Linked DNA regions of Homo sapiens: regions 1 and 2 are each linked to region 3. A link is a contact called in ENCODE Hi-C data. All regions are on one chromosome and are shown on one strand. The core of a region is the stretch at or near the end of the contact, and the rest is flanking DNA. Distances in the headings are between cores, read along the strand shown. Region 1 has its middle 140 kb from the start of LINC00583. Region 2 overlaps LINC00583 (long intergenic non-protein coding RNA 583). Region 3 overlaps LOC105375977 (a long non-coding RNA gene).

Region 1 (3,965 bases), core at 1,358-3,857, 340 kb before region 3:
GCAGTCACAGAATTTCAAATACATATGGGGACACTGAAGTAATGAAGGGAAAGTTAACACAAAAGGAAAGATCCAGTTGTCTAATTCCTATCATTTTGGTTTGAGGTCAGATGCTGACTTCCTAGCCAGTATGAGTACAGTTGTAGCACATGGCTGTACCAGCCATTTCTCCATAAGTGCTTGATTCTTCATTTATTGCTACTTTTCTTACTTTGATAGTAGTATGGCTCCAAAAAACATGGCACAAGGGATCGTTCATTGATTGACAATCTCTCACAAACATGCATTTAGCAACAAGAGCCCTTTAGATTTGTGTGTGTGTGTGTGTGTGTGTGTGTGTGTGTGTGTGTGTGCTGGAAAATGACCTACAACTGACCCTCTCAAATTATAAAAGTTTTAAAGATTTCTTAAATGTTCTAAACATTAGCCACATGGGAGGGACTGATCTTGAAGGCCTTCTGGTGACTATTTTAAAGGAAAATAGTTGTCCTTAAATAGAAGAGAAAATGTCTGAGTCCCATGAACCTCATCTCTCTTCTAGTGCCTCATTTTCTCTTTCCTCTTCTTTTTCTCACTCCCTGCCTCCTTTCTTCTTCAATTTTTCCTCCCCTCTTCTCCTATTTGAAAATTGTCAGAGAGTGACAGACCACATAGGACAGTCTACCTGGTCCTGAAAGTGAAGCTTCCCACCATCTCTCAGCCTTCTTCATGACGAAGTCATATAGGGCCCTGGACTTTTGGCCTCTGTCTTCTGAGATTCTTGGAACCCTATGTGATTTCAAATTAAGGGGAGCTTTTTATGAAAATAAACTAGCATGAAGCCCTTGGGTCATTAGTTCTGCCTGGATTGAATATTGCAAAGAGCATAACTCTCCTTCTTTGAAAGGAAAATTCATGAAAAGAAAGTTTTGTAAAGTCTGGGTATTCATTAAAAGACATGTAAAAAGTCAAATAGACCCTCAATTTAAAATAAGCTGTGTAATTTAAGAAAATGTGCCCATAGCATACAGCTCCATGTATGGCTTGTCCTTACTCACTAACAGCTGTATAGGATTTGCCGTTTCTTCCATGTTTCATGTGATGATAGTGGATGCCGGCTCTTAGCTTCCAACACTGATTGCTATTCAGGGACTGGGATTCTGGATCTGCTCCAATCATGTGGAATCTATTTTGGACACATCATGTCACACTTGAACTCTAAAATATGCCTATCGGTGAAAGGTTCTGTTTATCTTTCTCTTTACTCAGACTCACACAGAAAATGGAGTTCAGTCCTCACACCAGCGGACTTTGTTTTATTCTAAAACCCTCTTTGAATCCTCAGCAGCAGTAGCAGAAACAATTTCTGAACTTCTTGATATGGTGGCTGCTTTTCCCTCAGCACTCCGGTCTCAGCCTTCTGCTTACGACTTGCCCTGCTCTTTCATTGTACTCACTTCCTTCTTTGCAAATCTCCCATATGGGCAATTAGGACTGCGATTTACACTGGTTTTCTTCTACTTTGCACGCAGCAAGCAGCTCAGTCCTTTCGTAGGACACACAGCTGTGACTGCCTCTCCAGGGGAGGGAATTTACCACTAAGCATGGCAGCCTGCAAGAGATGCCAGAGAGAACATCAGGGGCGACACTTCATAGTCAGAGAAGCGTGCATGGAGTATTGAGAAAGGAGAAAAAGCCAAGGAGAGGTCAGGCTTTGATTCACTGAGAGTAAGGAAAGAACCAAATGGAACAGGAGCAAACACAGGGTCAAGACAGACCTGTAAGGCCAAAGCCTTTTGGGCAGAGGGCAAAATTCTGCATCTCATCTAGAAAGATGGAAAAACAGGGGATTCTCTTTGTACCTTTGTCAAGTTCCAGACAACAGTGTGGTTTTCTTTCTAACTCTTTATTGCAATCAAAGTGAGCATTGGATCCTGGAATTACAGTTTCTGGTAAATTTATTTTACATTCAGAAGACTATTCAATAAAGCTTTTTGATATTGTCTTTCTTTTTCTTCTGAGTTCATTTTGTTTTTTTCTTTCCCTGATGAGTGAGCCAAGAATGTAGTTCAGACTTTCTGGCTGCTCCAATTTTGATATTTGAGTCTGATAAAGTTGTCTAGTGTAGACAGGATAGATTTTTTTTTTTCTTTTTAGGGAAGGAAGGGAGGAAAAGGAGAGAAGAGGATTTTCTCAAAGCTCTTGAAAAATGAGTAATTTTAGGAGGAAGGCATTGCTTAGCCGTGGAAAGCCTCTGAGTCCTCAAACTTGGATGTCTTTGAAAGAAGACCCCCATATGCAATGTGGCATGATTGACAAGAAATTTGTTTGAAATGACTGAGAGGCCCTCATTAGGCTGGGACTCCTCACCATCTGGGTTTGAGTTTTGATAATGGGGTCAGGCTCTCTTTTGGTCTGTGCGTTGAATAGCTGAGTGTAATTTGTTAGTGATTGTGGCTAAAACACAAACATTTTTTAGTCACATTCATAGGAATTTGAAACTAACCGCAGTCTTGGGGCACAACAGTGAGAAAACACTTTCCAGCTGCACTACTGTGCTTGGCGACCCAGTTGAGAAGCTCTCACAAAGCAGCCAGTCTCACTTCGGGCTGGACGGGCGCCATTGGAAACAGAAGTGCAACTTTATCACTTGACTTCAAGAAGAGGTTTCCCAGCAACAATATGGAGACAAGATACAAGACAGATCCCATGGAGGAAGCTGCCCTTTCCCAGTGGGGAGCTTGCATGTAGGATAGGTAAGGAAGGGCGCTAAGAGGCAAAACAGGGGCCAGCCCAATATCTTCTTATAGACAAATTTCAGTTGATTTCTGCCTGAATAACAAATGTGAACTGGAGAGGCTTCACATTTACCCATGAGAAAGAGATTAAGCCCAAGTAATCACCCCACAAACCAGCACCTACAAAAACCATTGCTTACCACGACAGTAATCACTCTCAGAACATTCCCCTAAAGGCTTACTGTAGCATGTGCAGAGAAGAGCACCAAACTACTTTTTGTTGTTATTTAAGAATCCCAACAGCCTCTTCAAAATCAGAGGTGTATTTTGAACTTCTGGCTTCGATTTTCATCCTTTAGTTGAGGAAGGGGTGGAGGCTTCAGGTAGGCAATTTGAAGGCATAGCATTCAGATCAGCTCACTAGAGAATCTGGGTGCTCCAAGCCCCAGGTGGTCTCAATGGAAGCAAAGCTCCAGGAATAAGTCAATGAAAAATGTTTTATTAATCATACATTTTTTAAAAGGTTATAAGGGCTAGTAGACTATGTGTGAGGACTAAATCATAGTCCTGGATAGGACTCATACCTTTTTAAACCTCATCAAACTCAGCAGATCTTTTATTTATTTTGAAAAATGTGACTACATGGATACCACCTTTCAGAGACCACAACTGCAACTCACCAATATCTGTAGCATATGGATTCATTCCTGCTTTTATATTTGTAAATATATAAGAAGCTGTGTGATTCAAAAAGTGACTTAGAAGGATTGAAGTCATAAATTTTTTTTCTTCAAGTAAAAGGACGTTTGAGAAATACTGGTCAAGAGTAAAATCAAAGAGATGGATGTAGAGACATTGGCTGGGTGTGGTGGCTCACACCTGTAATTCCAGCACTTTGGGCGGATCACATGAGGCTGGGAGTTCCAGACCAGCCTGGCCAACATGGCAAAACCCTGTCTCTCCTAAAAAAAAAAAAATTAGGGGGGCATGTTGACAGGCATCTGTAGTACCAGCTACTCGGGAGGCTGAGGCATGAGAATCGCTGGAAGCCGGGAGGCAGAGGTTTCAGTGAGCTGAGATTGTGCCATTGCACTCCAACCTGGATAATAGAGTGAGAATCTATCTCAAAAAAAAAAAAAAAAAAAAAAAAAAAGCAGGGGCGGGAGAGAGAGAGACTGACTTGATTGAGTTGATCTTCATTGGTATCAGATCTATAATTATTTTAATACTTTTAAAATTAATCTAGCT
Region 2 (4,005 bases), core at 541-3,040, 490 kb before region 3:
AGAAGACATGCATATTTTAAAATACCTATGATACACTCAGCTTGTTTTTGTTTTTAAAGAAACAGAAAATATGACTTTGGTTCTAAAAATGCCTTCATTGGAGTAGAGGAGGAAATATAATTGCTACACAAATTGTATGGATTCAACGGAGGAGTCAGCTATGATTTCTTTCTCTGATGACAATGAAACTTTTCACCTTTATATGCCAACTAACTGGAAAAATTTTCCTACAATGTTGTGCTCAGAAGTGTGATAGGAGAATTGAAAGTAATCAGTGTCAATTAGAAAGACCTTGGACATCATTGGGAATGCCTATTAGAAGGGATAAGAGCATGCTAGAAACAGATGGCTTGAGCAAGATTGTTGGCTCTGTCTCTTCTAGCTTCCTGACCTCATGTAAGATATATAACATCTCTATGCCTTGGTTTCCTTATCTGCAAAAAGGGGATAATAATAGTAGTACATAGTGGATAGGACTGCAGCCAGGATTAGATAACAGAGTATATGTAAATCTCGTAGATCAATGCCTGCTACATGAGTAACTTTTTAATCCACAGTACATGAATCAAATTGCATTGAATCAAAAGTTTTGTGAAGATTTGAGATGAGAATGAGAGCCAAATAAGCCATATCATAAGAAGCTGTGATCAGAAATAAAATGAGGTATGTTTTGACACTTAATGACATTCTAAAAGATTGGGCGGCAGCAAGATGTACACACGTCTCTGCAGAAAATGTGGTGAGGAGGTAGGGGGTTGGGCAAGGGAGATCAATCTCACAGCTTTCAAGTAGGATTCTGTGGGTGGGGAAGAAAACTAGAATTCACAGAGAAGGAACTGGCTGATATTATTATTATTTTTTTTGATGCAGCATTTCAGAAAACATAATCAATGGCATGCGTCCAGTTCCCATTTAGTAACCAAAGAACTAGCTGCAGCTGTTTTTTATGCCTGGTGGTGCCAGTTTGATAGTGTATAATCATATTTGCATAAAGATAAAAAGGAAGGTGTTATAGAACACAGTTAAGCCTATGGTTTCACCATGAATTAAAGGTAATTTCAGACTAATTAGGTATAATTTGTTAAGGAATTCTTCCCAGCAATGATGACTCTGATTTTGTAATTACAGGACAATGCTTACTGTGGCTTTCAAGGCAGGAGAAAGCACACCCGAGGGGGTCGTGTCCCACACTAGGCAGATCTAATGGTGCCACAAAAGACAGGTGTTTTGTCAGATTTCAGCCACACACTTTCACACCTGCAACGCATTAACTACCGCAGCAATGTTAATGAAGACCAGGTGCCTGTTCTCCAGCATAAATGAGGAACTGGCAGGAGATTTGCTGTTTGCTACCTGACGTCTACCCCTGAGTCTCTGAACCCCGTCCTTCTGGTTGAAGGGGAAGGTGAGTGGGGTAACAGGGTTTTGGGTACTTTTGCCTTGGTCCTTTTGAGTTGTGGGATGGAGATACTGAAACATTGGTCTTCGCATTATGGTAGTGACCTTTTTACCCACCCATTGAATTTCCCATCAGTTTCCACCCTAAAGTAGTGGAAAACATTCTTACAGCACTAAGTATCTCCAGGCTTTCTGTGCTGCTACCCCTTTTGTGCAGAGTTCAGCCTCTGAGAGTCCTGAAAATAGCTGATCTGCAGAATCTACAAAATGGATTTCTGGAAAGTGCTGTGTTATCAGCTGCTACCAGGGAAAGTTTGATTGTAGCTACTTGAGTCTTTTCAAACTTGAAGTTTTGCCATTCCATCCGGAAATGAGTAATGGAGGCCTTGAGCAAGGCTTTTCACTTTAATAAAACACAAGGTTTTCATTGTGTGGGGCTACATCATTTTAATGCTCTGTGTTATGAAATACAAAATCTTTTTCTTCCTCCCTTAAGAAAAAAACTCTGCAGCAAAGCTTTTCCCTCCTCTTTTTTTCCTTCTTTTCTTTGTTTCACCTCTTTCAGCTGCAGTTGTCTGCTCCCTGCAATTTCCAGCAGTTAAGTGAAGTTAATATTGTCACACACACACACACACACACACACACACACACACACACACACACAATTGAAAGTGAGGAAAAGAATGAGCAGGTCTAGGTTCTCAACAATAGAATATAATTATCTAACTCATTACCAGTGACTTCTGGCCATGAAAAAAAAAGCCTCTTCACCCTGGGAGAGGGAAGGATGGACAAATATCAAAATGCTTGACACTGCACTTAAATTCCAGGTCCTAATTAAGTTAGAAAAGAATGGACTCATAGACTTTTAGAGTAGCAGATCTGAGTGTGAAAAGGATGGTTCAAATCCAGATTTCTTTAACTCTTCAATCCCTGAAGTGAATATATTGGGCAAACCTTCAGAAATGGATACTCACACTCTTGAGGTGACCTGTTAGTAACATAGATCCAAACCATTCATTTCAGGTCATTCTGCAGTGTTTTTCAAGACATGTTTCCAATGAGCTTACTTAAGATTTTCAAGAGGCACCCTCAAGGTACAAATATAGCTGGGGAGTTTCCAGAAATCTCTGGCTTTCCCTTTCCACGTCCCACCACCTACAACTAAAGCAATTTTAGTTTTCAATTTACTTTATTGATTTGGTGTCTATCAATGATTTAATATATTAATTTTTTTGGATTAATACCAAAACCTTTGGTTACAGCTGCCAAAGAATACCCTATCTTATGGCAGAAAACACTCGTGCCTTTACCAAGTACTCAAGTATTTGAGCAAATCCAAATTCTTCATGTAGACAATGTTAGCCTTGTATGCAGATTCTCCTGAAGGCCACTTCTGTGCACAAGTGCTGAGGCATTTGGACAGAGTGAGAAATCATGTCATGTTTTCAGTGTTTCTAGCAACCTTAATGTCTACAGCAAATGAATTACTTCTTAACGAATGCTTCTAAAAATTTGGATTATAGGTACTGACCAGGAAACTCAATTTCAAATCCTTGACTCCCCAGTCTTATCAAAAGCCGAACTGAGATCACTGACATTTGAGAGATTATCTCAGGCCTTGCTACTCAATATATGATCTATGGACTGGCAGCAGTGACATAATCTGAGAGCTTCTCAGAAATGCCAAATCGCAGGCCCCAACTCAGACTTACTAAATCAGAATCTACATTTAAAAAACTCCACTGTTTTTGAGTCAACTTAATGACTCATTTGCCTATTAAACTTTAACGTTGTAAACGTGTATTCTTCTAGATCAGAAATTCTTAATTTGGGGTCCTTTGAGTCCATAAATTGGCCTCAGGTTTATCAACTCACTGCAATTAAATGCAAAATTGAATCTGGAGGTGTGGCTATGTATGTTTGTGTTTTAACCCGTAGATCCTTGTTTTTGGTAAAGAGGATTCATAATTTTTCAGCTTTTCAAAAATGTTGCAAACTATACTAATAAAGGTCTTCTTATTTATAGTGGCCATGCACTTCTCTGGGTAGTGCTCTGGGACAGAACTCCGGACATAAAAATGCTATCATAAAATTATAATGGAATTTAATTTTCTGAGCTTCTGCTGAGTGTAAACTAAATTGTTCTTGCATCTTCTGCAAACAGGTGTACAAGTTCGTCCACAGTGTTGTTCAATATCACTTATCAATTTTAGGGCACTAAAAAAAGAAGTGTCCGATGGACTATTATGCTTCTTTTTGTCAATGAGCACTCTATAATTTCCTGTCTCCTCCCCACCCTTCTTTTTTTTTAATGTGCAAGGCTCAAAAAAGCTCAGAACTATTACGAATATGGCATTCAATTACAAAACTCTCCAAAGACAAAATTTCTGGGACAGATCTGTGAAACAGTTAATACTGCACAGCATTAACAATTGAACTGTGCTGGAAAAATAAGAATCGACAACGATGAAAAAATAAAAGGGCATTTAACACAACTAAGAATTAAAGTACACACCTCATGAGGGTTGGACTCTCTATTTCCTTGCTGCTTGCTCTCCCATATCATGTATAGTGTCTGACCATAGCTACTTGGAAAATATCTTT
Region 3 (3,697 bases), core at 1,025-3,524:
CTCATCTGCAGCTGCCTGATCTCTAAGGTTCTCTAAGCTGTGATCCATGATTCTGGGAGTCCATAATACAGAATTGTGATCTATCACTACTGTGGTTATGGCTTTTTATATAAATCTAGCCCCTAGGGAGAGTTCATACAATGAAATATTAAATTAAACATTTAAATTATGTTCTTCCATAGCATTCCTATTAGTTGAAGAACTACGGGAAAAAAACAGAGACCACAAAGAATGATATATGGATCTGTTTCCATAAATTTACTTTTCTGTCAAAAATTGTGTAGATTCCCTTTATCTTTCACTCTGAGTTATAGTCAGTTTTCTGTTGGAAAAGAGACAGATCGCAGTGGCTAACTGCAGGATTTTTTTTGCCATAAAAAATCATACTGTGATAATTAGGAATATTTCTAATGCCGCTGAGGAATGGAAAGTAAAATGAACATATTGCTTTGAATTAAAATATGGAAATTTATAGCACCACCTATTGGTTTCAAAATAAATATTATTTTTTTCTAGTTTTAGTAATTATAAAGAATAGTATAAAGGTGCGTTATTATTATTTTGAGATATATGAAGATTAATATTTTTAGTTCCTAGTGATGCTATGGAAATTTTTTTAAGCAAAACTCATATTCAGGAGTTATGCCAACATGACTTTTTAAACTAATATAAATTAAAGCTGTTATATGCCAGGGAAGTAAAATAGAACTGGGATTTTTATGAACACATTACTTGTGCCATGTTATATAAAAATTTTTAAAACTCCTTTTGATTGCTATTCCTAAACTGATGATGTGTGTTGGGCTCCGCTTTTTCTGCTGTCCAATTGCAACAGAGGAGATAAAATACATCTGGTCTTTAATTTCTCCATTCATGTCTTCTTCCCCTAAAATCTGGAGAACACGCTGAAAATCTCTCACTAGAATAAACTCTCATAGCATTGGCTATTTTAGATTCTCATTCAGATAGTCCTTACCCTTTTATTTAGTCCAACTTCTATAACAACGAAGGAGCTGGCGCAGGAATCTTGAAACAGTGTCCTCTCCGCTCCGCTTCAGCCTGTACCACTCTGCATTATTTTCCAGAATGCATGACCCCTCCTAGAGAACAGAGGAGGAAAGAGCCATTCTTTCCCTTTCCCACACGTTAGGAAGCATATGGACAATACTTTATGGAAACTCCCTTCCCCACCCTCGGGAGAACTGAGTTTATGAAAGGATCACTTTCTGGAATAGAGCTTATGAACACATTTGTCTCTCTGACCCTAATTATTTTACATGGATTATTTTTAAAATCAAGTTGCCCTTTTTTCAAAACTTGAAGAGAAGTAGAGGCCTTGAGGCCATCAAAATGACATCCTGGCCCTAATATGTGCAGTAGCCAAATGATCTGGAAAACTGAGCTCTATACAGAGGCCCTCTGAATAGAATTGAAGGGAAAATGATCTAATTTAGAGTGCACATTAAACACAGGTTTTAAATGGTTTCTTTTCATTTAACCAAATACTCACTTTTCCAAAATGTCAACAGGCATTAAAATATGAAGGATGACTAAATGTGGAAGCAGAGGAAAAGAAACAAAACAAACAAAATAAAAGTAATACTTGACTCTAACAATCACAAGAAATTAGATTATCAGAATTGTTAGGCCGAACTATATAAATTATATTTTTGTAAGTCAAAAATGCCAAACTGTAAATGTCACATAGTTCATTCTAATATTAAGTGAAGAGAAAAAGAATTCAATTATGTTTAGAAACAAAAATGAAAGACACAGAAGAGAAGAGCCAACAATGCTAAACATCATTCAGATAGTGATAGTTAGCATTTTAGGCTTTCTTAACCAAAATTGTGAATGTGGTTCACCTTAGCTCCCTCATGAACTGCCTAGTGCTAATTTCTAATCATGAGCACTTGCCTGTACTTTCACTCCAATGCACTGCTTCTCACCCAGTTTCTGATGGGTAGTTTAAAAATGTCTATGTTTAGAACTACCTGTCTTTTATGTAACAGAATTTCAAGATGGGATCTATGATCTTCTTTGGGGATTAAAAATAATTGCAATTTTATCTTTTTTTTTTATTTTTAGATTTTAAGAAGGTTAGGAATATCCACAGCCTGATTAGACTCGGAATCCTTCAAGACCCATTTCATTTTTTACTTCCCCATATTCTAAACAGGCTTCCCACTAAGCAGCCTTCACATCCTCCCTGCGGGTCTTACTCACAGAGCAAGCCATAATAACAAGCTTCCATGCCCTGGCTGGCTTTTTGGCTCAATGGGACAGTTCTATTGCCAAATCCTGCTTCTAGAGCTGCATGGATTTATCCTTACATGCACCTTAGTGACATGCTCTATTTTGTCTCATCTGAGATCAGGTCCATTTTCTACGTCCTCTGGTTGCTCTTCGGGTGACAAGATGTCTACATCTGGAAGGAAAGAAACCCCTAATATATTTTTGCCTTTTGCCCTGAAAAATACCATGTCATTGTGCATGTGGAAAGAAGCATGTTTAGTAATAAAAGAAGGACATGATGGGGTCAGCTAGGGCTTTTAGAGACAGTCCAGATGAAATTTAAAGAGAGAACTGCCACGACGGTTTTTGAGAAAACTGGATGATGTTAGTTTCGAAACCTATAGCCCATAATCTGGACTCAGCTAAAACATACCAAAAAGCTTAGCTCAGACCTGCAAGGTTCACTTACTCTAAACATCAAACAAGGAAATGTACAAGATTTGCTTTCTTTCTCTTTAATAAAGTACATTTTATGAAGTAGAAACTGGGGAACACAAATCGTTTTATGGAAGCAAGAACTAGTACTTAAAAAATGAGAAATATGTGTGGGGATAGTGTTTATTTTTGTATGCATAAATATACATACATGCAATGATTATTAATATTTACATACACATACACGTATGGTAATAATTGTCTCTCTCAGAAAGTGGTTTCAATCTAGAAACAATTGGCAGACAAAGAAAGGAAAACTGAGAACCGTCCGGTCTACAAAACTATCCCAGAGGACAACCTTCCCAACAATAGGGAGACTGATAGCATAATAATCGCCATAAAAAAAACATGGGGGAGGGGAATTAGAAGATTCTTTAGCATGTTTATGGATTCATATGAAATATTTTAGAACCCTAATTCTTTGCAACTCGACGTTTATTTATGTGTGCAAAAATGGATTGACAGTTTCAAGTGAAGGGTAGTTGGGTGTCAGAGTCTTGGCAACTAGTGACAACTGCAACTCCTGGGTGTGTGTGTGCTAGATGGGGAGAGAAAAAGACAGACAGAAAGCCCTCCCTCCTAAAAAGATATTCCCACCACAAACATGCCACTGTCCACTACAGAGTATGTTTTGTTATGTCTGTGAAAGATTCGGGTTGATTTCCATCTTCGTACAACACACGCCATGGAATATTTACATGTTTGGGTACATCAACAAAGAAAAAAAACAAAACAAAACGAAACAAAAAGACGCACACACAACACACACACAAAGTGGGATTGTGCTCCTTTGTTTTGCATTTTCTGTAACCCAGATTGCGGTAATTATCTCCCTGGCTTTAGAAGCCTTTTCTTTCATTCTAAAGGCAGTTTTTGGAATCACGTTACACTTAACTCAGTTTAACAAATAAGAGTAGTCTGGCAAAATGGCACCATGTGCTTTCCACAAATATTTGTGGTATAGGCA

What was found. Hi-C counts contacts between places; a loop is a spot of excess contacts on that map. Pooled maps may share reads with other maps.
Region 1: a loop to region 3 is called in a map of cardiac septum, with 2.1 times the contacts of the local background. The contact joins two enhancer-like sites. A Hi-C loop is called at or near these places in 2 of 168 maps with a recorded cell type or tissue (Right ventricle myocardium inferior and cardiac septum) and 4 of 50 pooled maps.
Region 2: a loop to region 3 is called in a map of right cardiac atrium, with 3 times the contacts of the local background. The contact joins two enhancer-like sites. A Hi-C loop is called at or near these places in 3 of 168 maps with a recorded cell type or tissue (Right ventricle myocardium inferior, heart left ventricle and right cardiac atrium) and 3 of 50 pooled maps.

The regions. Positions count from the first base shown.
Region 1 is chr9:13,784,938-13,788,902 of GRCh38, reverse strand. No RefSeq gene overlaps it. Among named protein-coding and RNA genes, the nearest start is that of LINC00583, 140 kb to the left of the region's middle. Within about 2 kb of position 2,607, at least 7 of the 41 ENCODE cell types and tissues checked have a DNase peak (open chromatin) inside an H3K27ac peak, as active enhancers do.
Region 2 is chr9:13,937,061-13,941,065 of GRCh38, reverse strand. All of the region lies in intron 1 of LINC00583 (long intergenic non-protein coding RNA 583), which reads right to left. LOC101929507 (a long non-coding RNA gene) reads left to right here. Exons shown (of 8, transcript XR_001746621.2): 5 at 558-663; 6 at 1,129-1,405. Among named protein-coding and RNA genes, the nearest start is that of LINC00583, 11 kb to the right of the region's middle. RefSeq lists an enhancer at 702-1,518. Within about 2 kb of position 1,790, at least 2 of the 41 ENCODE cell types and tissues checked have a DNase peak (open chromatin) inside an H3K27ac peak, as active enhancers do.
Region 3 is chr9:13,443,873-13,447,569 of GRCh38, reverse strand. It overlaps LOC105375977 (a long non-coding RNA gene), which reads right to left. Exons shown (of 4, transcript XR_929484.3): 3 at 977-1,100. Among named protein-coding and RNA genes, the nearest start is that of LINC01235, 14 kb to the right of the region's middle. Within about 2 kb of position 2,274, at least 2 of the 41 ENCODE cell types and tissues checked have a DNase peak (open chromatin) inside an H3K27ac peak, as active enhancers do.